Regions from separate parts of the Homo sapiens genome. Here region 2 is linked to region 1. Evidence: chromatin loops called from intact Hi-C (ENCODE). Cell type or tissue: PC-3. All regions are shown on one strand. Each heading gives the region's core, and the rest is flanking DNA. Links, peaks and the distances in the headings are about the cores only. Region 1 has its middle 210 kb from the start of UGT8. Region 2 has its middle 150 kb from the start of MIR577.

Region 1 (15,592 bases), core at 2,592-10,591:
CATATGGTATGCACTAAAAAAGTGACATCTTTTTTCAAATTCTGTGATTTCACTCTGAAAATGTTGATATATTAGATTCCTTTAAGAAATACGTTATTTTTTTGGTATGATCCCCTCAATTTCTTAAGAATTCTTTACCCTATTTTTTCTCATTGTTTCTGCAAGATGGGGGGAGGTAGGGAGAAGGAAAGCAATTTTTCTACCACTCTCTGAAGATGTCTCTAAGCCAATTGTTATCTCAGATAATCTAAGCTAACTCCAACTTAAAACATGGTACTTCATTTTTCCTTTAAGTATACTTTTATATATAGCATACATGTTTTTATGTTTTGGTTCATAAACATGAATCCTTTAATATATTATAATATCCTTAAATATAACTACTTCATTTGAATATGAGGGGACTCTAACTCTGAAATCTGTCACCCTGTTATTGTCTGGATTGAGATGGTATTTGGTCTGCCTGGTTGACATTGTGTGTGTCTTCCCTGAAGCTGCATGTTGAAAAAGGTCATGAACCCAAACACTGAAGAGCTGTGCAGCCATGGTACAGAAATAACTGTCCTCCCTGCTAGAGCCTCCAGAGTATGTGGGTTTTGTGAGGGAGGGAAGGGAAATGGAGCACCTGACAGTACATGGACTACCATGTTAGAAATTTACGGAGTCTGCAATTCTCAGATATTCTCTTTAAAATAGATATAACATTTATTTTTACAATTAAAAACTCATTTTATCTAAAATATTCCATATTTTAAAAGATTTTTACATTAGAAAAGAAAGATCAATCATGATTCCATCTCCTAGAAAAAAACCACCATTAGCATTTGGGGCTTATGTATCCTATTTATGTACATTAATTTTATTTCAAAATGATTTTATACTGTACACTTTTTTTCCATTTTTCTTTAGAGTCACTTGCTTACTGAACTGCAAGCATCCCTCATGTAGTAGCTAGTTTAAACACCAGTTCATTAAACATATTGCAAACATACTTTCTCAGTTGGAGTTTTCTTTTTTAACTTGCTTAAGAATACTTAAGAAGCATCTTTTCTTTCTATTGTTCATATTTTTAACCAAATAATGAGATACTGAAAATAGATTTTAAGGAAAATTTATCTAGCAGTGGTAGGCAGGCTTGTTTAAACAGGGAATGCTCAGTTAGAAAAATATTCCAATAATCAAATAATAAAACAAGGGTTTGTAATCAGAAGCCAGAGAAGAAAACAAAGCACAATGAATTAATGTCAGCTGCCTTTGAAGGGAAAAATTATAGCAATTGGTTCAATGTAGGATTTAAAGGGATGTAAGAGTCATAGATGTGCTCAAAGTTTGAAACTGAGAAACATGTACAAGTTCTAGAAGTAGAAGTGTTTGCATGCTGAACATTTGCTTTTCTCAAAGTTTGTTTTACCTGATTTGAAATAAATTAAGTTTAATGTGACAATAACCTATATATCTGAACACTGAAGAGTTCTGAGAAATGCTTTTTTCCTACCACCTCTTTGATAAGCATTTTGAAATAATGAAACCTATGTTTTGTTCTATTTCATTATTTAGCCATTATTTGTGATGTCAGCTAGAGGCCACTAAGTAAAGAGCATTTTCTCAGTCTTTCCTATAATTTCCTTCTAAGGTTGTGTTATTCATTGCATCCTATGTTGGTCCAGGATCATAGGTGAGTGGTTGCAGTTATCTGCTGTGACATGAGATTACGGTATCCAATCTGCTTCTGTCCTTGCCCCAGTGTTTTAGAGTCACCACTCACTGCCATATCTAAGCTCAAACCTAGTACAGAGCTGAAATCATAAGCAATAGTAAATGGCTTGGCTGATCAGAGTCCTGAAAGAGAAATGTTGAAAGATCAGGTTCAAGAAGGTGTGAGGTGGAGGCATTAGGTCACTCACTGTGGAGATATGTGGCTTCATATTGCATGTTAAAGTATACTAGAGACCTTCTGCCATGGAAGAGGCACTGACCATCAGGGTAAACAAAACTGACTGGCCAGTTAACATGAGCCAGCTTCTGCCATCAGCCACCTTCGTGTTGGCACAAGGAACTCATGAAAGAAGCATCAGTGATGGCAGAGATGAAGACTATGCAAGAGGCAACAGCTAGGACCTATAAAACATAAGGTCCATCACCACAAAATTCCACGTAGTATTATGTCAGACCGAAGAACCTACTTTATAGCAAGGGAAGTGTATAGCTGGTCCATGACACATGATCCACTGGTCACATTACGTACTGTGCCATTCAGAAGCTGCTGGCCAGGCAACACAATGGAATGGTCTGCTGAAGGCAAAGCTGAAGTGGCAGTTCAGAGGAGATGTGCATACCATTCCTCCAGGACAGAGTGTCCACTTGTTTCCAAGGCCTTTATTTGTGATTCTGTGTCTTCAGTAAGTATTATGCATGAGTCTTGGAGCCAAAGTGTAGAAGCAGGATTAACCCCCTTTATTATCACTATTAATGACTCACTTAGTGATTCTGTGCTTCTTTTCCTTGCAACTCTAAGTTGTCTTATTCCAAGAGAACATTTTCACCAGGACACACAAGAAAAGCCCTGCTGAACTATAAGTTAGTGGTTGCCTCTTGGATGCTTTATGCTCTTCTTGCAAGTGAATAGAAGACAAGAAGTGGAGTTAGCATATTGGTAGGAATCGACTCTTTTCACCAGGAGAAAGGTGACACAAAAGGACGAGGAGGAATATGTTTCCTACTCTGCTAATCACTTGGACATCTCCTAGTATCCTTGTGCCAAGTTTTGGATGGTCAATGGACAAATTTAGTAACCTTTAACTGAGAAGGGCTTGAAGACATGAAGCTCAGAAACCTCAAAGACAGTGGTCCAAGTCACACAGCAGGAATGAAAGATTTAGTCCCTCAGCTGCTGGGAGGGATGCCAGAACAAGGCCTTCTTTTATTCAGCAGCAGCCTGAATCCAGTGACTCATTGCAGGGGGGTATGAAGGCTCATGTTCCTCACCCCAGTTCAGGAAAATGTGAAAGGACTGTATCAAATAGAGATCTTCCCATGAAGTTACCTGGAGCTAAGAGTACATTCTAATAAACATCTTCTCTGAACCTCTATTTCAGAGTCTGATTCTTGTGGAATCTAACCTTCAACAACATGAATGGGTGCTAGCTCAGACATTGCTGAGAATGTTATGCACTGCTATATATGATATAAATACTGTATTCCTCTTTTAAAATCTGAACATTTCTTAATTCTAACGCATATTGGCCCCCAAATTTCAAGATAAAGGATTGGAGACCTGAGTTTACCAAATGTAATCATTCTAATCGTTTGTAAGGATTAGAGAATGAATTTATGTTTGTCTGTGACCAACATTTCCACCTTTTGTCTGTCCTTTCTTCCTTGCAAAAATCAGTCTTTCTCTACCACTGCTTGACTCAGGAATTCTGTGATAGGCCTTGTTCTACAGGAAGGCTCACTTTTCCTTCTCATAATATCCACACATAAATATCTAGAAGACCTGATAACTATTCTTCAAATTTTAATAGATTATATTTTTCCAATATGTAAGTATTTCCCAAGGAATATCCTCCTAAATCATCTATATGAAAAATAAAAATAAGCAAACTCTTCCATTAACAGCCCAAGATTATGTAAAGAATTCTTCTTGACATGTTACAGAAATTGCTTGGTAAGGGTGGAGAGTAATCAATAAAACGCTTCTAAATAATGATTAAAATTATGCATTTTATCTACATTTCTCAAAAAAAAAAATTGCGTCCATAAAAACAGAACAGGTTTTAAGGGTTATCTGGCACTGTAGCTCCACCAAGTGGTAAACTGACATGAACCGTTAAGATTATATTCTTAAAATGCATTCAGTCCCAAAGTCAGTTTAATTTCCATACTAGAATTTCTATCAAAGCTGCATTTATAATTAAATGTCTTTTTGTTTCCTAGTACAACTGAAACTATTTTTAATTTGGAAATTCCAATGATTTTCTTTATGGGAAGAGATAGACGATTTTTTTTTTTTTTGGCATCTAGAAACTGACGAAATCACATTTTCCCACTATTTACATTTTGATTCTTCGAATATTTTTAAATTACTATTTGCTAATGGAAAAGGCTATTGCTAGGCCTCAGGTCTTCGCTGACTTTTGGCCAGAGACATCATCAGTTCCTTACCACGTTGGCCTCTCCATACGACTGTCCACATCATGGCATTTTGCTTGTCTCAGAGCAAGGATACAAGAGAGAAAGAAAAATAAGGGAGGAAGAGCAACATGGAAGTCAGTCTTTTTATAGCTCCTCACAGAGGTGACATCTCATCACTTTCGTCGTTTGTTCTGTTAATTAGAAATGAGTCACTAGGTCTAGGCCGCACTCAAAGGGAGAAGAACGTACTGCAGCGTGAGCACAAGGAGGAACTCAGGGCCATCTGAGAAGCTGCCTACTACATGTTGCTTTCCTGAGATAAATATAACCTCTGAAATTATCATCGCTTTATAAAACCTCAAACAAATTAGTATTCATTCTCAAAAACTAATAATTTCATTATTAATAGTAGCGTTTACTATGCTCCAGATACTATTCTAAACATAACCAACATATTTACTCAGTCATTATTAACTCTCTAGTACTTGAAACACTCCTATAAGCTAATTACTAATAATATTCCCATCTTACAGATGAGGGAACTGAGACACAGAAAAGCTAAGTAATTTGTTATGATTTGAAACTAGGTCATCTGGCTCCAAGGTGAGTAAAGGTTTAACATGGTTTCTGTTTGCCTTACAACAGAAAATTGTAAATAGAAGATGAGAACTGCCATTGAAAGTAGAAGTAAAAACAGAATTTGTTCAGTTTTCCATACTCTACTGAATACATTTTGTAACAAAATTATGTTGATTCGACTTCTGCTTTGCCTACAGTAGCCCCAGTTTGGCCAGTACCCTGGCATAAGTAATTCTCAGTAATAATTATTGTTTAATAATGACTCTTTCACACTCAAAAGTGTCCTGATTTAGGTGATAGAATATGTAGTCATTAAGTATAAGGCTATCAAAGGGTCTCAATATGTCTGGAGAACATCACACGTGTTGCTATTGGAGAAAATTTACTCTTCCCACTACATCCCCAAGTGATCTTCATGTGGTCCTAAGGGTTGATAATCACTGTTGTAAATGGAGACATTAGGCAAAGTCATTAAATTACCTCCCCAAATCACAGTTATTTCATTAAAACCAAATAGACTCATTATTATTCTTGGCTTTATATTTCATTTCTAAATCCCTTTATGATCAAATATATAATATAGAATGGAAATACTTGGGTAAAAACTATAATAACAAGAATGGGAAAATAATATCACAGTGTGGTTTATCCTAGTTAGAGGGGAACGGAAATGATTTAGTTAACTCCCATACGTATGTAGAGGCAGAAACTGAAATATTAATTATAAATATACTGTGTTGTAGAACGTGTTTATCACTGTCTTTTTAAAAATTCAATGTAAATGTAGCAATCTGGTTAATTTTATCAGTAAAAATACCCCAACTGGATTATAGTCTAAAATTTTGCAGAGGAAAAAAAAAAAAACCTTATAGATTACCTGTGTTTATTAAACTAAGTTGCTAAACAGGTGAATGCGTACAGCATCAATAAAACACAATGATTATTAAAACTGATAACAATTAAACATTAAGAATTATTGAAACAGATAGCACAAAGTAAATGTGTGGAAAAGATGTAAAATAACATGCAAATATCCAGATAATGTCATAGCACAGAGAAAAGTTGTGGTTTGATCATTAGCCAGAAGAGGGCACTATGTGACTGCCAGATGTTGATATGCTGTTATTTATTTTTCGTTTTTTTCACTTTTATAAGGGCATACTATATATGTATATTAATCCAGAAGGAATAGATCTATGGAGGTGGAAGGGAGTGGTTTACGGTCATGAATTATAACATCCAAAAACTATACACTGAAATATTTTAATGAAAATTTTTTATGTGAGTGTTTAAAGTATTCAGTGTTCATTCCACCTGAGAATTTAACAAACTTACAATTTCATTGTACATATGGTTACTGTGTTTTTATTACAGCCAAGGCGGTATTATAGAGAAGGGTTATCTATTGTTAAAACCCGAAGGACCCTAAAAGTCCCCTGGTGAATTTCTTCATTCTACAGAAGATATAACTGAAGTTCAGAGATGTTATGTAATATGTCCGAGATGCCAGGACTGTTATATCATCTGAGGCTCTTACTAGGTTGAGTTCTCCTCTAACCCTCTGGGATTAGCCCTTCTATATTCTCTATCCAGCTCACCTCATACCAGAGCATCATCACTCTGAGAACTGAGGTGGGGCTTACTGACCCAAGTCAAAACTTTCGGCACAACTGGCACCGCCAAAAGAAGTAGCAACTCACTCCTAAATATTGAAGTTTAATACAATGAAATATAGGTATTTTCACTGTGACTAAACTTAAGAAATGTTTCTGGCAAAACACAAGTTTCTATTTTTCCAAATGAAATCTAAATACTCCCCAGTGAAAGGGGATGGGCACAAGAGAAGATAGCAAAACCCCACACCATTCTTCCTGTTAGCCCAAGTAATGTTGGTCTCAGATGACAAAATGGTAGAATTATAGAACTAGAACATTAGCAATCAGTATGCCTAGCCCTCTTATTTATAAATGTTTTATAAATGAAGAATCTAAGGTCTTTGAAGGTTAAATGATTAGCTCAAGGACACAAACCTGGCTAGCGCCAGAAGTGTTGGATCACTTAAGGCCTGTGGAAGACAGAATTCTATCTACAGTGACCTTCTTCCCCAGCATTACTCCCATGATTATATTACCTTAGGAGGCAAAAGAGATTTTGCAGATGTAATTGATGTTACTAATCAGTGGAGATTATCCAAGTGGGTTTAACTTAAACGCATAAGCTCTTTGAAGGAGAATAATTTCCTCCAGCTGTGGACAGAAGAGGACATCAGAGATTTTCAAAGGGTGAGAAGGATTCCATGTGAGGAATGTTCTCCATTGTTAAAAAGTCCATGTGGCGAGGGTAACAGACGACCTTTAGGGACTGGGAGCAGCCCTCAGCTGACAGCCAGCAAGAAAACACCTATAGCTGCAAATAATGGAATTCTGCCTTCAACCTCAATAAATTAAGTAGATTCTTTTCCAGAGTGTCAAGATTCCAGCCCTAGCTGGCACCATAATTGTGTGCTTGTGAGACCCTAACCAGGGAACCCAGTTGAGTCCTCATGGAATTTTGACCTACAGAACTGTGAGATAATAAATGGGTGTACTTTTAAGCTGCTTATTTTGAGTAATTTGGTACACAGCAGTAGAAAACTAATACTAGGTCTAACTTGAAAACACAAAGCATTGGAGATTTTAAGATACAGGGACTTCAACATAAGAATTTTGTTCTATAGATGATGGAAAAGCAGAGAAGCTGAGTGGAAGGTGGCAAGGCAACTCTGAGCAGCAGATGCAGGAAGAATTATAGAACTAGAACTAGCTTCATCTACGCTCTGGTCAGAGGGAATCTTGAGATCATGGGAAGTGAATTTTACCAGAATACAGGAGCTGGAGTCACACAGCAGCAGAAGTTGGAAACACAAAAGCCTATCCATGGGCACTGAAACCACTGGGTGAGCTAGCAGCTGCCAGACACACAAGCTGAGATATTGGTGCACCTCTCTTCTTTTCACCTTCCAATCTTCTACTAGTGCCTCCTGCCATTGACCAGCCCCAGCTGAAAGCCAGCTGTTACAGGAGCCTAAGAAACACAACCTGCAGGAGTCAGCATCTTTTCACATAGAGGAAATCAGGGAAAGGACAAGGAATAGGTCATAAGGCAAACAGACCTTCAGAATCAACAAGAAGACAAGGGAGTCAGAGTTAGGCACTGCACTAGATAATTTCTTTGTGTTATCTCAGTTCATAGTTGGTATTAATAACTTATTTTTTTTTGTATTTCTATTTTACAGAATAGGAAATCAGGGCTTAGGGAGGTTAAGAAATTTGCCCCAAATTATAATGTCTTAAATAATAGACCTGATTTTAAATGTAAGTTTATATAATAATCATAAGCCAACTTAAATGGGCTTACTACAAAGCTCTACAAATCCTTACCAATTGAAGCAGTAGAAAACACCAAAAAAAAAAAAAAAGGTAAAATAAATTGCATGCTATCATGCCAAGGGTCAGGGTCCAGCGCAAGCTGAGGTCTGAGGGGAGTAGGCAGACTGGTGGCAGGTAGCTCAAAGAACACCTGGGGCCCGTAAGCAGGTGAAATGTGGCTTTATTATGCTGTATCTCTCCATCAGTCTGTCTTGGCTGCCCGCTCCGGCTGCAGCCCCTCTCAGCAGCTGGCTCCGTGGCTCCTGCCACCCCCATGCCTGCAGCTGCACTCCCTGACACACACGCCATTTCTTGGCTCCCCTCTGTCTGCCTGCAAGGCAGTCAGCTCTCTCTCTCCGTCCACCTGCACAGCAGATGACTTTCTCTCTTTGTCCACCTGCAAGGTGGCCGGCTCTCTCTCTGTCTGCCTGCAAGGCGGCTAGCTCTCTAATGTGCACATGCACTCACAGTGTTAGCAGCTTTATTCTCTTTCCCTCCTCCTGCATGACAGAGGTGGCAGGGCAGTTATACTACTTACAGATAATAGTGGCTCAGAGACAAGCACTAGCTCACAGGAATGGTTACACAATAAGCAGTATTGTGCACCTGCACTCCAAACTTACTAAGTCATGTTGGACCAGATGTCTGCCTCAGCCTACTCTCAACTGTAGCACATCCATTTTCCTTACACATGCCATTTTAAATATTTTACTTTATTAAAGAATTTTCTTTACTGAATATAAAATATATTTTAGACCCTTATTTTCAAATGTTCTACAGTTCAATTTCTTGGCCACCCCCTAGGGTTAAGTTTGTAATTTCTTCAGCCATAATATAAGAAGTTTCCTATTGTAAACACAGAATCAAATCTGCATGAAGCCTCACAAGATTAATTTCTATACATATTTCTAAAGTTATTTTCTGTGGAGTTGGGTGTGGTGGTTTGCACCTGTAATCCCGGGTATTTTGGAGGCTGACTGAGGCAGTAAGATGTTTTCAGCCCAAGATTTTGAGATCATCCTGGGCAATATATACAGACCCCATCTCAAATAAATAAATAAATAAAAGTTATTTTCTGAGATTTACATTTTGAACATCTATGTTATAGTAATCTTAGTGTGTAAGAACTACTTGCTTTTTAAATGTTAATTTAAAATACAATAATAAAATATGCACTGATATAAACATGCTAAGAAAAATATATGTGCATATTAGAACAATGGTAAGTTGAGTACAAAAACATTGACTAGGGTATGGAAAACGTTGGAACTTCTATTCATATTTAATTTTTCCTAAAATGAGGAATAAATTAATGTTTTCTACTCTTTGACATATGGATCAATGCTGATACCTTCATCAGATCTGCAGTTCAGATCCTCAGAGATGTGTGACATCCCTAATACATCCTAATACCCCTAATGCATCCTAATGCATCCAGGGCATCCTGGTCTAATGAAGGCACCATTCTTTCTTTTGGTCTTTTGTAGGCTCTTGCTAAGTATTAAAGTCTTTGCCCTCCCAGTTAAATGTATTTATAGATAATATAATATTATGCAAATTGTACTCACATTTACTGAATAATATCTAAGTGCTAAGCACGATTATAGGCGCAGGGAAAATAGCAAAGATCAAAATAGATAAAATCTCTAGTCTCAAGTAACGTATTTTCTAATATAGGCTACTAACATTTACCATGGTAGGCAAGATAAGAAAAAATTAATTAAACATAAATACGGATGTTCATTTTTTAAATTTAGGCACTATAATTCACCCTGCTGAAAAAAGCCTTAAGCAGAGTTGCAAAAGAAGAGCTATTTTCATAATTTTCATACACTTCTCCTTGGGCAAATTTTCTTCTCTCATTTGCTGCAATCCCCACTCAAGGGATGCTTGTGCGCCTGATCCTAGGGGCTGCCAAGGGCACTCATCATGTCACTCCATTCTCCGTCTCTTTCCTTGGCGGTACCAAATGCTCATTTTGATTCTTGATTCTTTCCTGGTTTTAAAATATACCTCTCCTATTCTCTTAAGACAATTCTACATAACTCCCTAATTTAACACATTGTTTTGATCAGGATGTTGTAAAATAAAAACAAGTTAATAATGAATTACTAAGGAGCATAGAATAACCATTCTATTAAATAAATGTACCTGAAAATTTTTGATGCATATTAGAATATAATACTAAAATCTACTTATACTTATTCACAATTTATAGCCTTTTCTATGAACAACAAATCTGTCCTAGCATTCTCAAGGTAATCAATCTCTTGGAAACCAAAGACAAGAAACAGATTGAATAAGCAAAAGTAGGTCATCACTATTTGTGACAGACTTACCCACGAAGAGCTGCTCTTGAATGGAGATCAGGGATGTGCTTCCGTCATTGCAACAGGCAATAGTCAATGTTATACAAAACACTAACATCAAAACAAGGCTAAGGTAAAAATAATGGCTTTTCATATTGCAACACAGTGCGGGAAAGTTGTTTTAGCAGAAATCTGTATACTAAATGTTCATGCAGGATTTAATCTTGCCAGTATAAAAGGTCCGAATGCCTTTTACATATAGACCCTTAGGACAGATCCCCATGAGGCTTTATCTGTTTCCTCTGCTCCACCTCACTATGTAATTATCTCCCTCATTGTCATCCCTGCTTCCCCCAACACAAACACACACACACACACACACACACACACACACACACACACACTTTGACCACTGTCCAACAAAAGAAAGACAGAAATGACTAATTAACACCCAAACCAAGTATAAACCTATCAGGAAGAAGCAAAGTGATTAAAAGGATGGGGAGCTGCAGAAGACAATCTATAGTGGAAGTGACTGCTGATTGTTAGTGGGTAGCCATGGAGGTGCTCCAAGCATTTAAAACTGAAACCATATACATTTTGGATAGACTTTAATGAAATAATAATAAAAAAACACTCCCATATTTCTACCCCTTTGTAGACACAAAAGCAAAGTAACAGTCTGTTATTTCAGTTTCCCTGGCTAACTTGATCATATGATCATGAACTTTTATTCTCTCCTTTCCTCAACAGGCGCAAAAATGCTATTAATAGAATAATATGGGACAGAAAAGTGGATGCTACTATCCAAAATGTTTGAATATAGTTTGTATCTATATCTAATAAAAATATTCATTATTCTAAAAGAAATAATACTTCACCATACCATCTTAATAGTTAACAGAATGGTGCCAATGAGAAAAAAAATGTACTTAGCACAAATTATAATTTAGTTAGAAAATGCTTACAAGTAAAGAATTGCACAGTATGCATAGTAATGATTTCACAGCTAGACCTATTTTGTGAGAACAACATTTGAGATAAATACTTTAACCAGAGTATCAGAATTATGTTACGCTGGAAGTTTACTTTGTTGGTTTCCTTCCAAAGCCCCCACATGAGATGTCACCTGTGCAGGGTGTTTTGGAAGTTCAAGTTGTTTGGCAAGGATTGTTAAAACATTCTTAAAGAAAGATAAATTGCTTCTGGGAAAAACAAAAGTGATATTCCTGAGTGTGTCTAAGCAAATGAGGTTAGGATGCTACCCTTTTGGACACAAAGCAGATCACTTGAAATATCCTGTCTATAAATCCATCGAACTCCTGCATTGTTTGTTATCCCAGACACTAAAAGCTAAGATATTTTTATATTTCTGAGGAGAGGCAGAATTCTGGGGATGACAATTGTAAACCATGAAAACTGTATTAGGCAAATTATTGAATTATAAAAATTGAGAAAGAAAACATAGGTCCTAAAGGGTTTCCAGGACATTTCTCTTAATAAAGTGTGTGAGTTGAAAGTAAAGAGTGTTTCCATTTTAGTGCATGAGTGTTAACTGGTTTTAGAGCAAGTCTTTGAAAGAGTGGAATGTGCTGAAGATACCTGTGCCAAGTTCTTCATCATCCATTCTGGTAGTGGGCTTTAAGATTTTCAGTTAAGTAATGGAGTTTAACAAAAGTGTGCACAATGAAGAAGGGAACATGGAAATTTATCAGGAAAACCAGTGTACTTCATATCAGTATTTGTGAAGAAGCATTAGCTGCCAGAATCTGTAAATCAAAATCAGAGACAAAATGTTTTCTTAATGTTCTCACCAAATGCAATTAACTCCACTTGAGTGGAAGAGAAGCTGAGAAGACAGAAAATGTTTGAGGCCAAATAGGTTGACAGGAGAAGTGACTAGCACCAAGTATGTGTGTTAGTGAGTGAGTGCAGACAAATCAATGGGACTCCAGAAACCCGACAAGAGGAAGGACTCAGTCTAAATTCCAGGCAGAGATTGCCCAGCTCTTCTTAATAATATATGCACACTCATGTAATCTCTAAGTGCACATTCCCAGATCATAACTCCTTTGAGTTGGGAAATATAAGGAATGCTTAGAGCAATCTTTAAAAGGGCTCACGGCCCTCACTTGGTGACAGGTGGATCTTGCTGATTACTGAGTTTAGTGTCACATCTCACATCTCTGTAAGCTCATACTACCTGCACCCCACCTTCAAGTTTCCTTCCATATGAATTGTTCAAAGGTGCTGATTCAGATAAAGGAAGATCCTTATAAATTTGTGTGGACACACCCAGACACTTGAAATTTTTTTGTGATTATCAGTCTGTCTCACCAATATTTCCTGAAAGACGTACTATGGTTTAGCCTCTGTGGCTTGAATACAAAGATAAAAGTTTAAGAATTGATTGTGGTTAGCCTAGAATTTCCAGAGAAGGTTTTGAGGGTGGCTGAATGAATGCTGAATACTTCTGTGTGGGTGTGGCCTTGAAAATATTATTAAAGTAGATCCAGTACATATTCAGCACCAGTATCAGCTTGTTGTTAAGTATTTGCTTACTACTATCACAAGCAGGTTATAAGAATAATTTAGCCACACTCCAAAAGTGTTCCAGAAATGCTAAGACATAGAATATCTAAATGCAAGAAAACAAAGGAAGGCCATTTACAACTCACAACAGCTTACAGTTTGTACCAATCCATACTCCCTAGGAGCCCAGGAAACTGAGTTTGAACAACTTTAACTTCAATGGTGCACCAGCTCCTGAGCTGTGAAAGAGTTCACTCTCCATGAGAGGACATGTCCTATGCAAGATGAGAGTACTGTCTAATAAGGCAAAACCTTTCATTCATACGGTAAGTTTCAGAGGATTTTCCACTAAGAGATCAGTAATTTGAGTTTTTTTAAATAGATGTATACAGCAGCTAATTCTTCAAGTTCATGTTCTTGTTCATTCTTGATGGAGGAACCAAATCTAGAAATCCAGAGAAGGAGGGATAGTTGTGTTATATATTTCAAAATAAAAGAACCAATAAAGATCAAACTAATACAAATGGAAAGGCTATTCAGGGCACCCTAAGAGAAGAAAAACTAGTGGCTTATGTCTTACAGAAGTTCCTAATTTGCAAAGCCTCAGATGAGAATTCTCATTCAAATAATTTGCTAAGAAGTTGGTCTCAAGAGAGAGGGAGTTAGGAATGCAAATTCGAGTTAAAAAAAAAAAAAGCCAGGAAATAAAATGGTCTCATTGGCAGACTAGCTTTAGTCAGATTTGATAGGGAAGCTCTGAAACAGCTCTTGAGATTGTAATCTCATAATTATATTTTGAGGGAGTAGAGAGTTAAAAAGGGCATATACAGCTGGTAAAGGTGGCTCCTATTTAACCAAGGGCAATTCTCTGGAGAAGGGGGCACCTGTTCATTATTATCCCCCAAACCTCACATCACCCAGAGGATGTGTACACTAACTGGTACTAGGGAACTAGGCAGAGCACCAGTTGCATCCACTATAGTCCACTCTTCATCTACATGCTTCTCTCATTAAGTTCAGTCCATCCAGACACAGCTTCTCCAGGATTCTGATCAGTCACAGTTCTTAGGGAAACTTTTAAGAGGCAAGTTAGTAGGTTTTACTATAGTTTTTTATCTTTTAGTTGGTCCTAAGAGCATATCTGATATTCAACATCTCCCTCTTCCATGACACATTCTGGATTCCCTTCTGCTTTGGCTAGTACTTTTGCTGATCTATGTGACTTTTTGTTGGGTGAACCCAGACCTTCATAACTCACCATGAGGCCCTGGTTTTCACATCCTTATCAGGCTGTGGTTGCTGAACTTACCTATTTACAGTTCGTACTGGACATATCAAGACATCCTAGTAGATCATTTTAATACTTAAAATATTTCTATTTATTGTCATTATTTAGTAGTAGCTCTACCTCCTACTGATGACTGGGTCTAATGTCATGCCAGTATGAAAACTCTTTTTTTTGGCTTACTTTTCTACTGGCATGAGAAGTCCAAAGTGATCAGGCAGAAGCAAAAGCGTTAAGTTCAGTAAGACTCTTATTATGTCCCCGGGTAGAAGCATCCCTGCTCTGAGAATTGGGGCCTCTGGACCTACTGAATCTAAAAATATAAGAGTGAAGCACAATTTCTCCAAATGGATTATAGAGACCTTTGGTTGATGGAACTATTCTTACTTTTGCCTCTTGTATGAAGAATAGTCTTTAAAGTGGTCCCCTATGATCCCAGCCTATTACGTGTCTTTGTGTGATCTCCTCTCCTTGGGTGTGGTGGGATCTATGACTTGCTCCTAACCAATAAAATATAGCAAAGTGATGAAATTTGTTTTTATTTCATAGGGCTGATGCAACAAATTACCACAAACTGTGTGGCTTAGAATAACAGAAATTTATTGTTTCACAGTTACGAAGGCTAGGAGTCTGAAGCCAGGATGTCAGCAGGGCCATGCTCCCTCTAAGACCTGTAGAAGAGAATCTCTCTTTGCCTCTTTCAGCTTCTGGTAGTTGCTGTTAATCTTTCACATTTCTTGTCTTGTAGCTACATCACTTCTCAATCTCTTCCTCCTTGTGCACATGGCCACCTTTTTTGTGTCTCTGTGAATTCATGTGGCCTTCTTATAAGGACACAAGTAATTGGATTTAGGAACACCTTCGCTTATCCATTATGGCCTTATCTTAATTAATTGCATCTGCAAAGCACCTATTTCCAAATAAATTTATATTCTGAGGTTCTAGATGGACATGAATTTGGGGGGAGTGCTATTAAACCCAGTACAGATGTCATTGCCATGATTACATTAAGGAGATATTCTTGATGTCTTGATGCAGTAAACAGCCACTTTTGGGAATGCCCAAATAGCAAGAAAGTGTGAGCAACCTCTAGAAACTCTGGAAGACTTCTAAAAGCTAAAGGCAGCCTCCAACTGATAGCCAGCAAGAAGCTGGAGCCTGAGTCTTAACAACCATAAGGAAATAAATCCTGACAACAACTTGAGTGAGTGTTATGAGTTGAATTGTGTCCCTTGGAAAATATATCTGAAGTCTTAACCCCCTGTACCTCAGACCATGATGTTATTTGGAAATAGGTCATTGCAGATGTAATTAGTTAAGATAATGTTCTACTAGAGTAGAGTGGG
Region 2 (15,592 bases), core at 3,126-11,125, 420 kb after region 1:
CATAATTTCTGTGCTACTAGTGACTCTGATTTCTGTTTTTATTTATATCCATAATGAGTTAAAATTGCAATTTCACCTTATTTCTAAGGTTTCTTATTTGGTGTTCACTTAATTAAAAGTATCATCGCTGCTGCTATAGTGATAGCAAAATATGAAGCTGTCTTGAAAACTTTGGTTAAAGGTCTTTATACATATAAAACCTGCATTTTGAGAAAACTTGCAATGAAGTTTTAATTCTAATAATTTGGTATTTCTTAGAAACAAAAATTAAGATATAGTATTTTTTTTCTTGTGACTAACTACCATGTGGCCCTTTGTGTGTACTATTGTATTAATATTAATAAAAGAATGCTATGTCTGGTTAAGTTTGATGGCTTAAAATATTAAGCATTGTGGTTTCCAAGTCTAAAGCATTTGATACTTGTACAACTAAGAATTGCAGAGAATGCTCAATTTCCCAAGTTTAGTTGTATAAAACCAGATTATTGACTGTGACAGCTCCACTCTATTAGATGGATCACATTTCTATATGGTAGACATCAGAATGGTGGGGGACTGTAGACTAGAATCCACAAATTGTACCAATCCTTGAAGATGTAGTAAAACATTTTAAAGGTATTATAATGCTAAAGCATGCTTTTTTTTTGCATTACTGTAGTCTGAAAAATAATTTGTTTTTGACTGATCACTTACTATATCAGATTAGAACAATTTTAGACCAAAATAATATTGATAAACCATTTAATCTTCTCTTTTTGTGTATATACATACACATGTCAGTTGAAAAGAAACTTAGCTAAACTTATAAAATAACCATTCAATTAAATTGAATTTTACTTGTATATCTTCTTTATTCCTGCCCTCTCTAATTTCTGCCCCATTTCCTGTCCTACTATCTGAGTCAAGTCACTTCTTATTTCTCCCAGAAAAACTTGTGCATAGTTTTATGAGAATTTCAACATTCTACATTGAAATTGACAGTTGTTTGTCTTTTCCTTTACTTTAAACAACTTGACAGAAGCTGTATATTTTTCATTAATCTTGTAATATTTTAATAACTCTATAAATACTTTTTAAGTTAATGAATAACAGTAGTGTATGTAAAGTTACAGCTGAAGTGTCAGTTGGCCTGAAAGTCTTCAGCCAAGTTTAAACACTTGTGGCTTTAACTTGGTGAGAGTCTGATGTACAAGAAATATTTCAGTTGATTAAAAAGGGAGATAATTTAGAATATTTGGCATCATATTGCATATTTAAATTAATGATGAGGGAACAATCAGATGGATACTGATTGGCTCATGTAGGTCAGCTTTACAGTTTTCATTCCTATGGTTTTGACCCAAGTCCAGAAAGATGTTTTGAAAGATTATATGGATAATTTCATCATTTACATTTATTTTCCTGGTTAGTCAAGCATAATGATATATCGTAAGAGTAGACCAATTAATTTTATATTGCTCATTTTTTATATTTTGGATAGCAGATCAATATAAGAATAGATTTACAAAAGAAATTATTAGGCTATTATGGCAATGGTCATAAAACAATTAGATATTATTAAATAAGTCATAATCATATATGCTTTATTGTTTGATATTTCATTATTTAAAATTATGGTTCGTGAAATGAAATATGACTTTAACTCATTTTTCATGATGTAACAACCATTTCACTCCATGATATTTAATCTTATGAATAGTAGTGTCTCCTTGTTAGAGAAAAAGATACTACAAAATGTAGATTTGAACTAGGATATTTTTCCAAATTCAATTCAATCAAGTTTGATTTAAAATAATTTAGTTTAGCAAATTTTTACTGAAAACTTAACATTATCTTTGGCATTGTTCTCTACACAGAGTACCTCTTAGTCCAGGCTTACTATTCAGAAGCATTTCTAAACCTTATTACTATCACTGAAAGATTTGTTTGCAGTATCCTAGCAATCTTATTATTGCTATAACAAAACTAAATGTATTTATTTACAAACATATCACTTTACTATTTGTAGTAAAACAACACTAAATAGCAGTAAGCTTTTTAGTGTGTAAAATTATCTATAAGATTTTGTAGGTAGAAAATAGAGGGTGACCTCACAAGCTCCTCCAGAAATGGTCTTAATGAATTTACTCACACTCTGTAAACCTCTCAGATATGTTTTCTTATTTACACTTACGTTGTAAAAGTTCTAGGGCTTTTTTCCTAATCATTAAATTTCAATGCTACATATAACAAAGAGATATTTAACAAATCTGAGTTTCATTAAGAATAAACATTTTGAATAATTAAATGAGAATATTTCTGAAAGCTCACTTTAGATTTATATGTCTCCCAAAGGATATAAAGAAACAAATCCATATGAACTCAAGTTACCTTAATGGAATGTGTCTTATTAACTTATTTTTATTTTATTATTTCTTTTACAGACAGGGTCTCATTCTGACACCCAGGCTGGAATGCTATGGTGTAATCATGGCTCACTGCAGCCTTGAACTCTGGGAATGAAGGTATCTTTTCACCTCAGCCTACACACTACCTTGGACTACAGGCATGCACCACCACATTCAGCTAATTTTATAGATTTTTTTGGTAGAGATAGGGCTTCACTATGTTGCCCAGGCTGGTCTAAAACTCCTGGCCTCAAGCAATCCTCCTACTTAGGCCTCCCAAAGTGCTTGGAATATAGACATGAGCTGCTGTGCCCAACATGTTTTATTAATTTAAAATACTATGTTCAATCAAGTCTTAATGATATAATTAAGAATGAGCTATGTCTATATGAGGGGAGAATATAACATTTTTTGATTTTCAATAATTTTCATCCAAGAAACTCAAGGAAATCAAAGAACTCAAAATAATTCTTTAAAGAAGGTCAGCAAACTACAAGAAAATACACAGAAACAATCCAATTAAATCAGGAAAATGACAAATTGCCAAAATAAGAAATAAAATAAAGAGATTGACATTACTAAAGAAAAATTAAACAGAAATTCTGAAATTGAAAAGTACAATGAATTAAATAAAAAAAATTAAAGGGCATCAATAGCAAAGTTGACCAGGAAGAAGATTCTGTGAACTTGGAGACAGATTATTTGAAAACATACAGTCAGAGGATTAAAAAACGGTGAAAAGGCATAAAGAACCTTATGAGATTTATGGAACTGGATCAAAAGAGAAGATATCCAAATTATAGGAGCTGAAGGAGAAGGAGAGATAAAGGAAAAAAAATTATGTTATGAAATACTAGCAGAAAACTCCCAAGTCTGCAGAAAATTATAAATTTCCAGGTACAGGAAGGTCAAAGGTCTCCAGTGTAATCCAAATTACAGTACATCAAAATATAATCAAACAGTCAAAAACCAAAGACAAATAAAGGATCCTGAAGGAGCAAGAGAAAAATAGAAAATGAAATATAAGGAAGTTCTGATAAGGTGAGCATCAGATTTCTCAGCAGAAATTTCTTGGTGCAATCATGGAAGGTCAAAGGTCTCCAGTCAGATTAAATTTAAATTAAACTACACTAAATTTTGTTGTTTTGAAGGTTTGTCAAAAAATTAAAAATAGAACTACCTTATGATCCAGCAGTCTCACTACTGGATATATATCCAAGAGAAAAACAAAACAGTGTGTCAAAGAGATATCTGTACTCTCATGCTCATGGAAGCATTTATTCACAGAGGCCAAGATATAAAATAAGCCTAAGTGTCCATCAACAGGTTAATGGATAAATGAAATGTAGTATAAATAATGTATGGATGCACATAATACAATTAATGAAATGAAAAATGAAATAAAGAACATCAATGGCAAAATTGATCAAGAGGAAGATTCTGTAAACTGAGAGACAGATTATTTAAAAAACATGCAATCAGAGGAGAACAAAGAGGGTGAAAAATGATAAAGAAGTTTATGGAATTTATTGAACAGCATCAAAAGAACAAATATCCAAATTAGAAGCATTCAACAAAAAGAAGGAATAGTATTCCTATTCAGTTCTAAAATAAAATACTCTTCAGCTTTAAAAAAGAAGAAAATCCTGTTATTTACAACAACATGGATGAATCCAGAATACATTATGTTAAATGAAAGAAGACACAGAAAGGCAAATACTGCATTATCTCACTTTCATGTAGAATCTGAAAGAGTTGACCTCATAGAAGTAGAGAGTGGCAGGGGCAGGGGTTGGGAGTGTTGGTCAAAGGATCCAAAATTTTAGTTAAGAAGAACAAGTTGAAGAGATATATTGCATAAAATAGCAACTGGAGTTATTATCAATGTATTGTATTTTAAAAAACTGCTGAGAGGATTTTTAAGTGTTTGTACTACAAAAAATAAGTATGTGAGATAATGTATATATCAACTGGCTCTATTGAGCCATTCTACACTGTTCATATATTTCAACACATTATGTTGTACATGACAATTATATACATTTTTAATTTGTCAATTGAAAATAAGTTAATTTTCAAAAGATACTAAACAAAATCAACTGCAAAACAAAATTTTTGAAAAAGAATCATAAAGTACCAAAACACAAAACAATTCAAAGATTTACATAGCTTTTTAATGGGAACAATAATTTTCTCACAATGAAAACTAACACCTTAGATATTACATGGGGGAAAAACATTCCTCATGCACTATATGTGATATATTACAAATAATAATACATGGAAAAATTTTGGGGACAATATAAAGACATCTCTATTTTATACATGTTATTATATATAAAATAAGACAAATAAAAAACAATAATTGTGATGGGAAGACTAAATAATTTAATGATATTATATTTTATGTATAATGCAGCTCCATACCAAACCTTTGCAGTAGAATTAACACGTTCATGTACTTAACTTAATGATGGTAAAATACTGTTGGATAATAAACAAGAAAATATTTAATACTTTTCAAAAATGAGAATAATTCTAACAATGTGAATTAAAAGATTGGTAAACAAAGGTTGATATTGGTACAGTAGATATTTCAGTAGAAGTGAATATGAGTTTGTATAATATAGTATTTGATAAAAAGTGGCATTAGTTCCAATTGAGGACCTAAAGGAAATAAATTTAGACAACTAGTATTACCTGCCATGTGAACTGGGGTTTATTGTGTAATAATGAGGAAAAAAGCACCATCATTCTTTCTGCAGAACCAAGTAGTGAAAAACATGACGATATTTGAGATATCCCCTTTCAAAACAAAATAAGTCTAATACATGTATAGAATAATGCACTTGGAACAATTTTATTAACATGAAGGAAAACTAACTTGTTTAATAAAATTGCTATTTTCTATAATCATACAGCTGCAGAATGGTGTCAATATACATAAATATACCCTAAATTAAATGTGTGCTTCTAATCATATGTGGATCAGTCAATAAAATATAACAGATATACAAGCAAAATGTTTGCTATGTATTTGGTTGTGAAGGATAAATAAGATTTTGGTTACATATTTAGTTTCTTAATACTAGGAAAAGTGATACTTAGCATAATTTTACTGATATACCCTGTTAAAATTTCCCTATGATTTACTATCTCCAAATTTCTTGTTCAATCCTGGAGTTCTACAATGATCGTTGTGATAGAAGATACTATACCACTTCTTTTTTTTTTAAATAAGGATGACTAGGGATATTGGATGCCAGTTCTCCTCAGAGAGAAGATCAAAGTGCAGGTGAATGGTCATGATCTGAGTGGAAGGCTGAAGGAAGAGGTCCAGGACCTGTTGGACAGCCCATGGAAAGAAGCTGGAGGACAGAAAAGGAAAGCAGCAAGAGTCTAGCAGGGATGGACCACTGAGGAACTCAGAGTCCCGTGGAAAGGGTAGGTGGCGGTATTTCTCTGTGTGCTCCCCGCACCCCTGTGACAATCTACTGACTGCCAAATTGTTTGGGAGCCCCTCTACCCTTATGTTCCCAGGTAAACCTTTTGGTGACAATTTGGGAACTTCTCAGGGATAGAGCACCAAGTGGCCAGCTCCTGAAGGTGTGCTGGCGCTCCCCTCAGGCCTGAACTGAGATGGTGGGCACTATACTGACTCTGCACCCATTGTGGGTGAGTGCCTTACCTGGGAAACCTCAGCCCTTGTTTTGCTGCATCATCAGACACACCATAAACACACCCTAGAACCTGCTCTGACTTTGGCAACCATGGGGCATTAGTGGGTCTCTGGGGAGCGGCAGAATCCCTGGAGATCTAGTGGCAGAATCTCTGGGCAGCCTCAACACGGGCTGCTTCCAAGGGAGTGGGTAGCACAACCTGCCAAAGCCTCTCTTGGGACAAAAGAAACATGGGCACGGCATCAATAGCTGAAGGGGGTGTAACAAATGGCCAGAAATGAATACTGAGGGGAGGTTCTCTCCCACTCCTCCCAACCACTGTCGCAGACACAACAGAGACTTTACTTGCTGGAGGCTGACACGAGTGCATTTTTACTTGTGAGACAGCCTTTTCAGCACTTTTTGTGCCGGCTGCGCCCCCATTGAAAGTTAGCCCGTGCTGCATGGGCTTGCATGAAGGGTGGACCCATTTCCCCGACCTATATAGAGCAGCAGTGTCTGGGCAATGGAGAGCAGAGAAACCGCACAGCTGTCTGCTCTGGAATGGAGGAAGAGGCTCTGCATTGAGCCCATTTTGTGGGTAGCCACCAGAGGAGGATTTCGGGGGACCTCAGTTGCACTGCAGCTGGTAGCCAAAGGACAATGTCAATATTAATCAAAGGTCGCAAGCCCTGTAACAGGAGTTTGATGGGGAAGAAGATCGCATTCCTCTCTGGCCAGAACAAGGACCTGGTGCATCCACCCTCACACCGCCTCTTCCTCACCCAACCCGTGGGACCTCAGTGTATCCCAACACAATCTCACCCTGCTATCTCTCCTCAACCTCCATCAGGGCAGGTGCTTCCGTGCATTATTGGGCTGCCCCAGGGCAAGCTGGCGCTTACTCTTTTACGCCACCTACTGGAAGGTAGACTGAACTGCACCACCGAATAAGAAACCTTTCAAGCATAGGCTGGCGCACAAGATCAGCTTCCTGAGACTTTCGCACTCTCAGCCCTGTAGAAAACAGTGTGTCAGATCATATATCTAATCTTTTGCTACAACAAGCGGCATTTAAGAAAGCCACGGCACAAAAGCTATCCATAACTAAGGAACCCATACAGAACCCTGGCCTTCTGAAAATACCCAGAAACAAAGCCAAACAATCGTACACAACATACACTACAATCATATGCTCAAGGAAAAAACAAATAAACGAAAGTCTCATCCAAACAATAGCAAATTCAAAAATACTAAGCAAGAGCTTTTTTAGATGAGAAGGAATCAATGCAGTAACTCTGGAAGAACAAAGAGTCAGGGTGTTTTGACACCTCCAAAAGATTGCATCAGCTTTCTAGCAATGGATTCTAACCAAAATGAAAATTCTTAAATGACAGATAAAGAATTCAATATATAGATTGCAAAGAAGTTCAATGAGATGCAACAGAAAGTTAAAAGCCAACACACACACAAAAAAACAGAAAAAATGATTCAGGATATCAAAGATTAAATAGTTTATAGCTTTATACATATAAAACAACATATATAAAAAACACTTCTGAAATTACATATACTTTATAATTATTATATATAATAATTATTGAATATTACAGTTTTAAATTATATATAATTGAAAAAATTATTATATATAATATGCATATTGAAAGAAACTAAATATTATTATTGTATATATTATGATATATGTATATTGAAAGAACTGAATGAAATTAGAACTAATAAAATCATAGATAGAATTAACAAAACAAAAAGTTGGCTTTTTTGAAAGGATAAAATTGATAGACTGCTTACTAGATTAACCAATAAAAAAGAGAAGATTCAAATAAGGACAATCAGAATTTATAAAGGTGGCATTAGAACTGACACCACAGAAATACAAAAGATCACTATAGACCTCTATGGAGATCTCTAAGTACACAAACTAGAAAACCTAGAGGAAATGAATTCCTTGAAACATATAATCTTCCAATGTTGAACCAGAAGAAAACTTGAAATTCTCTACAAATAACATGTTATGAAATTAAATCAGTAATAAAAATAACTACTAACCAAAAAAGCTCAGAACCAGATGAATTAACAGCCAAATTCTGCCTGACATACAAAGAGCTGGTACCAATCTTTCTGAAACTATTCCAAAATATTGATGAGGAAGGATTCCTCTCTAATTCATTTTATGAAGCCAGTATCATCCTGATACCCAAATCTGGCAAGGACACAACAACAATAACAAAAAAACACAGGCCAATATTCCTGATGAATGTAGATGCAAAAATACTCACCAAAATACTAGCAAACCAAATCCAACAGCACAGCAAAAAGATAAGTTATTACAATCAAGTAGGTTTTATTCTAGGGATGCAAGTTTGGTTCAACATACGTAAATCAGTAAATGTGATTCACCACATAAACATAAATTAAAACAGAAACCATGTGATCATCTCAGTAGAAGCAGAAACAGCATTTAGTAAAATCCAGCATCCTTTTCTGATAAAATCCCTCAACAAACTAGGCATTGAAGGAATATACCTAAAAATAATAAGAGCTGTCTATGATAAACCCACAGCCAACATGATACCGAATGGGGAAAAGTTGAAAACGTTCCTGATAAGAACTGAAAAAAGACAAACATATCCACTGTCACTACTCCTATTCAACATAATACTAGAAGTCTTAGATAGAACAATCAGGGAAGGGAAATAAAAAGCACCCAAACTGGGACAGAAAGAATCATATTAACTCTGTTACAGATGACATGATCTTATACCAAGAAAATCCTAAAGATTCCTTGAGAAGATTCCTAGACTGGATAAACAACTGCAGTACATTTTCGGAATGCAAAATTAGTGTTCAAAAATCTGTTGCATTTCTCTAAGTTGACAAGGCAGAAGCTGAGAAACAAATCAAGACCTCAATCCCATTTACAATAACTACACACACACACACACACACACACACAAACATAGGAATACATTTAACTAAGCAGGTGAAAGATTTCTGCAAGGAGAGCTAAAAAACTGATGAAAGAAACCATGGATGATAGAAACTAATGGAAAAAAAATCCCATGATCATAGATAGGAGGAATCAATATTATTAAAATGACTATATTGTTCAAAGCATTCTACAATTCAATGTAATTCCTATCAAATTACCAGCACCATTTTTCTCTGATTTAGAAAAAACAATTCTAAAATTCATATGGAATTGAAAAAGAGCCTGAATATCCAAAGCAATCCTAAGCAGAAAGAACAAAGCCAGAGGCATCACATTACTTGACTTCAAATTATATTACAAGTCGAAAGTAACCAAAACAGCATGGTACTGTTACAAAAATAGACACATAGATCAATGGAACAGAATAAAAAATCCCAAATAAAAGCCACATATCTACAACCAACTGATCTTAGACAAAGTCAATAAAAGTGAATAATGAAGATGGGACCCCCTATTCAATAAATGGTGCTGGAAAAATTGGCTAGCCATATGCAGAAGAAGGAAGCTAGACCTTTATCTCTTACCATATATAAATAATTAACTCAAGATAAATTACAGTTTTAAATGTAAGACCTGAAACCTAAAACTTCTAGAAGCAGACCTAAGAAAATCTCTTCCAGATATTGGCCTAGGCAAATAACTTATGACTAAGACCTCAAAAGCAAATGCAACAAAAATAAAAATAGACCAATGTGACTTAATTAAAATAAAGAACTTCTGCACAGCAAAAGAAACTATTGGCAGAGTAAACCGACAATCTATAGAATGGGAAAATATATTAGCAAATTATGCATCTGACAAAAGACTAATATCCAGAATCTATAAAGAACTTCAACAGATCAACAACGAAAAAAATCCCACAAATAATCCCATTAAAAATGGGCAAAGTATATGAACAGACACTTATCAAAAGAAGACATACAAGTGGCCAAAAAACATAAAAATTGTTCAACAACAATTGCTCAAACTAATTTACTTTCTTATTTGTTTATAAGTGTTTTTAAAACATTAAAGAAGAAAACAGAATTTTTTGTAGCTTTTCAATTGTATCTTTTACTTGTTTTATTTTTATATATAATTCTTTTAAATTAAATTATTGATTGATAGATTATTACTTGTTAAATCACGTATGGAAAATAACTATCACCAATACCAACTAAAATAAATGTCATTTGTTTAATCATGTAAATGCTATGTTTAAACTTTTATCTATCTCTTTTTACTTGTTTTACCATTGAATTTAATGATTTGGATTCTTTCTTTTTTCTCATCTGAATCTGAAACCCGAGCTATGCAGCAGAACTCTAGCCTTTGGGAAAATTGGTTACCATCAGTGTGACTGAGAGTAGCTTCCAGGTCACCAATCCAGTCCTCTTTAGTTTCCTCCTAGAAAGACAATTAACAAACAAAATAACCGCCTTCTAAAATTTAACAACAAAAAATTTAACGACTGAAAAATAAAGCATCTTATTTTGCAACCCTCTTCTGTTTCTTTCCTCGGGCTCTTTGAGATATGAGGAGCATCTCTTGTCTTCCTGGGTTCTGCTTCTCCTCCAGGGTTCTGCTTCTCCTCCAGGGTTCCTAATCCTTAAAAATCCTCCACTTGTTCTGGCTGGTCATGCCTCAGGGCCTCCTCTGACTATGTCGTGAATAATTAGGCTGACTTCTGGGACTTTCCTTGTGTTTTTCTTGGCTTAATCATGATACAAGCTTTCTATAACCAGTACCTAAATGCAGTCTTTTAACATGGCCCACATGACCACCGTTTTCCTATGCTGTTTCTTGCTGAATCCAATACAGCTTTTCTTACTTGGTTTCTCTGTGAATCCTGGCTTTCTGTAATTCTGGTGGGATATATCCTAGAAGTTTCTGCCTTTAAAAAATGTTGTAAAGGGAAATTGGAAACAATACAATTGGCACCCTTATTGGAACAGTGAAGAGGTCTGCAATAAATCTGTAGAACTTATTGCTGCAGCTTTGAAGCTTTGAAACAGGCCAATTTACTTTCCTTTCTGCAGGGTCTAATTCATTAGACTCCCACTATAAAAGTTTTATTGGAGAAGTTGAATCATAAAGTCAACCAGAAAGAAAGGATTTGGTGATAAGTGGTATAAGTGTCATAATGCAAAGAATAAAATGCTACGCACAAAATAAAAGCATTTATTTACTGCTTTTAGAAGTGAAACAGCTTGAAAAAGACAAGACTGCATTCCCAGTGATGATAAATTTCTGTTTCGCAAACTTTACAATGGTTTGGCAAAGTGGCAGGCCTGCTGTATTGGAGACATGATTACTATATCTGTACCACTATAACACACACATACATACACACACACACACACACATATATAAGCATACATTTTTGTGTGAATGTGCATATATGTGTGTATGTATTTCATATACATATATATAGACATATTATATATATACACTATATATAATATATGTATGTTCTAACTAGGGCAGAAGACTTGATTTGGAAATCAAGAAATTGCTCCCTCTTTTCTAGTGGGGTAGATATAAATCTCCTCCCCACATGCTTCTTACTTAGCAGATAGGTTTGATTAAGATGACTATCTGAATTATAAATAAATGAATACTTCTAAAAAATAAAGGTAAAACCAATAAATTGGTTTGTTGGTTGACAAATGGATAATCAACCAACCAATCAAATATTAGTTATAATATCCTGTCAATGGTTATACTCTCTCTCTGTCTTTTATTTTATACTAAATATCATATTCTTTAGAACTGGAAAGGAACAAAAGGCTAGGATTTTAGACTTTTTTGATGATTTTCTGGAAAACTCCAATTATGTCTATTCTTGAAGACTTAAAAATATGTGGTTACTTCTCCAAGCATCTCATTCCAATACCCTATTTACTAGAAAATATTTTCCTATTAAAGTATTTTAATAGGAAACACTAAATATTTTTTCTATTTCCTATTAAAAGAAAATTTGCCTTTCTATAACTTCTGTTCTTTTATGCAGCAGGTTCTTGATATCAATATGTTCTCAAAACCTATTCTTCACTTGCTATGACTTCATTTCCCTTGTCTACACACAAACTTTTGTTAAAAAACAGTTCAATTTTTTTCATGTGCTCCTCATTTGTTACGGTTTCCTGATCCTTCACCATCCTGTTTTTTTTTAAATTCATCTTTTTATTAATATCTGTTGAGAGCCTAATATAATGTGCCAGAGAGCTCCAGGCATAGGAAAAGCAGCAGGGAATAGAAGAGAGTCCTTTTCTCATGGAGTTGATAAGATAGAGGAAGCATAAAAATAATCAAGAAAACCCTCATATGTCAGTTGTTGGTAAGTGGTAGGGAGAAGAATTAAGCAAGAAGAGTAGATGAAAGTATAATGATGCAGGAGTCTGGGAAGACCTGCCTGACAAGGTGATATTTAAACAAAGACTTGAAGGAAGAGAGAGGATGAGCGATGCATATATCTAGGGAAACTTTGTTTATGCATAGAACAGAGAATGTGAAGGCTCTGGGATAGAGCCTGCTTAGCATGTTCAGAGAAATCTAAGGATGCTGGTGTTGACTGAAGATGGTCAGTTGAGGGGGAAGTGATAGGAAAATTGGTCAAAGAATTTCTCTGGTTGTTATGGAAACTAGTCTGTAGGACCTCAAGTTTTAAGTAGAAAAAGCTATTAGTTTATTTTGAAAAAGATGGTGGGGTCTTGAATTAGCATAGCAGAGTTGGAGATGACAGGAATTTCTTAGAGTCTGAGTAGTCTTGGAGATAAAGCTGACAGGATTTGTCAATAGACGAAGGTTGTGGGAAGAAAGAGATCATGGCTGACTGAAGTTTTTAGCCTGGACAAATGGACTTGTTCTTTCTGGAAATGAGTAATCCAGTTGTCTTAGTTCAGAAAAGTACTAAAGTTGGGCTATAATTCTTTAACACCTTACTCTTTCATAGTGTAAACTTCACCCAAGAATTTTTTATGTCCTAGGTGTGATCTGTTCAGTACAAAATAAAGCAATCTTTTTTATGATGATTTATTGTTATTTTTTCTCATGATCTAGATGCACTGTTATTAGTGGACAGTGATATTGCATCATCGTTTATGGATGTCTACTATTTTTCATGTTGAGTTTACCTTTAAACTAAATCTTGGTCTCATTTTCAACCCCAATCTGTGGGGCAGCAGATAGATAGCTGTTTATCAAATATGTATGCCATTCTTCTTTTCAAACAGCTCTACTACAGTTCTCAGCCTCTGTTGTAGTGAAGAGTAGCCAAATGACTGAATTCTAGACAATGGAACATGGGCAGAAGTGATGAACATGACTTCAAAGCTTACCTTTCAAAAATCTTTCACTCAGAAAGCCTCCACTCTTTTCTCTCCATAAGGCTTTCTCATTGACACAAGATAATCCAGGAAGATTTTCAAGGCAGATTCTCTGTGTAGAGGAAAACGGTTCTCTCTTCCACTATTTGGAGTATATGTGAAAGAAAAAAAAATGATCTTTTGAAAAATGATACTGCTAAGAATTTGGTATTAATCCATTACAGCAGCTAGTAGCACCTTAACTAATTTGAAAATTGGTAGCTTAAGAAGGGATGTTATAAACAAAGGTTAATATTTGCAACATTTCCCAGCAGTGGGAGTGGCTGCTAATGAGAACACCGAAATGAGAGATTGGATATTTGTGGCAAAACATTGGTGAAATTGTCATTTATGATAACTTGAAAAACAGACCAAATGCCTCCAAGATTGTATTTCTATGGAGAAAGCTACAGGATAGGATGTTTTTTATTTGTAATAGAAGATATTAGAAGAAAGAGATGGGCTCGCCCAAGAATTAGTTGATTTTGCAGGCAAATATAAAATGAAATAAATACTCCAGATATCTGAGGCCTCAAAAGTTTGAAAAATCTGAATTCTCCTAAACCTCAATGATACAATATTGAGAGAAGACTTTAGTTTAAAGGCCTCATTAAGATTCAGCCTTTTGAAAAGAGTAAAATTGAATATTACTTTTACATTTAAGCCTGGTGCCTCTGAAGGCTGCCATTAAATTGAGGAAGGAAGAGAGCTCCAGAGACAGAGAGAGGGAGTAACACAGAGAGAAGGAATGACTGGTGCAAGAAAATGATGGAAAAAAGCAGATACAAGAACCAGGGTTTGGAAGATGATGACTGGCCCACAGAACTAGTGGAGGCAACTAGATTAGATACCTACTAAGTTTTTGAGGTAAGTGTAGTGGCAAAGAAATCATAAGTCCAGATTATAAGGGAAAATGCTCCTAGAGGATAGAGATGGTCATCACTAGCAGCTCTAAATCACCAAACTCCAGATCACCAAATGATCAAGGGAACTCCTTTCAGAGAGCAAAACCAGCTCTAATAAACAAAACAAGTTTCCACTGCAGGCATCCCCTGCCTTGCCAGCAGAAACACATAATAATTACTGTCTATTAACAACCGTGTGTTACCTAGTCTTCCAATTTCCAAATGGGAATGTCTACTGTGGTTATCGTGCCCCTGGTCCACCATTGTATACCTGAGAGAAGATGATCTGCCCATGGATTGCTAGCCCACAAAAAGCCATACCTGGACCTGATGAAGAGGCTGACGTATAACTCAAAGATTTTCTACGTTGAGCTGAATGAAGTGGACAGACAGGATTTTGTGCTGTTTTCCTTGAGGAAGGGATGAATGTGTTCTATGTGTGGAAGAATGTAATGGATATTTGGTGACTAGAAGGGTGGACTAGGACAGAGAATGTCTAGCTATTTATCAAACCTATTTCCTTTTCCTTTTGGCATACAGCTAGACTACATTTCCCAACCTCCCTTCAGTAAAGTCTGCCTTATAATCAAATTCTGGTCAATGTTGTGTGTTTTAGAGTGCCATGAATCATTCTGAGGTCCATAAAATACTCCCACTTTCTGATTCCCACTTTCCATGTCTTGCAGGCTGGTCAAAGTCTAGAGTGACAGTGAAAGCTACATTTGCGTTTGAGGACAACAGAGCCTAGAGCAGCTTGATTTTCTAAATAACAACATGGAGCAAAATTTCCTCCCTTGCCCATTCCTCTTCCTTACTGATTAGATTTTTATGTGAGTGAAAAATAAACTTTGATTGTGTCAGGCTATAGCTTTAAAAATTTATCTTTTATAAAGGATACTAGTTTGAAAAATCTTTACTAAAACTATAGTACTTGGTTAGTTGGGTTTTTGAACCTAAGACAAATTATTTATGCTGAATCCAGATCATAACATTGCCTGAGATTTATATATCTTCCAATATTTTCCATATACAATTTTCTTAACGATAAATTTCAGATCAGGGCCCATAAACCCTAATGCCTTCAGCATCTAGACAGTTATAAATGGAAAATAGAAGGCAGTACATCCCAGGGAACTAGAGAGAACATGCCCTACCTAAAAGCAATACAGTAATTTAAAAAACCTACTGGCTAGTGTACTCCAAAGACTGCAATATTGGGACCTTTGATTTGGTTCTTTATTTGAATATTTTAATAAAAATTTTCTTGCACAAAACTGAAGAGTAA

What was found. Hi-C counts contacts between places; a loop is a spot of excess contacts. Peaks named below come from ENCODE experiments on the same cell type or tissue, not always from the same donor. Only the 100,000 strongest peaks of a DNase experiment are listed, where the experiment ranks them.
Region 2: a loop joins it to region 1, with 9 times the contacts of the local background. A loop is called at or near these places in 12 of 110 quality-filtered maps.

The regions. Positions count from the first base shown.
Region 1 is chr4:114,381,028-114,396,619 of GRCh38, forward strand. No RefSeq gene overlaps it. Among named protein-coding and RNA genes, the nearest start is that of UGT8, 210 kb to the right of the region's middle. In PC-3, for the core only: CTCF peaks have their summits at 3,792 (motif pointing left) and 5,796 (motif pointing right); a DNase peak (open chromatin) is centred at 2,914.
Region 2 is chr4:114,801,031-114,816,622 of GRCh38, forward strand. No RefSeq gene overlaps it. Among named protein-coding and RNA genes, the nearest start is that of MIR577, 150 kb to the left of the region's middle. RefSeq lists enhancers at 6,686-6,735, 7,066-7,115 and a silencer at 6,846-7,049. In PC-3, for the core only: a CTCF peak has its summit at 6,973 (motif pointing left); no DNase peak of the experiment used is centred there; H3K4me3 peaks cover 327 bases.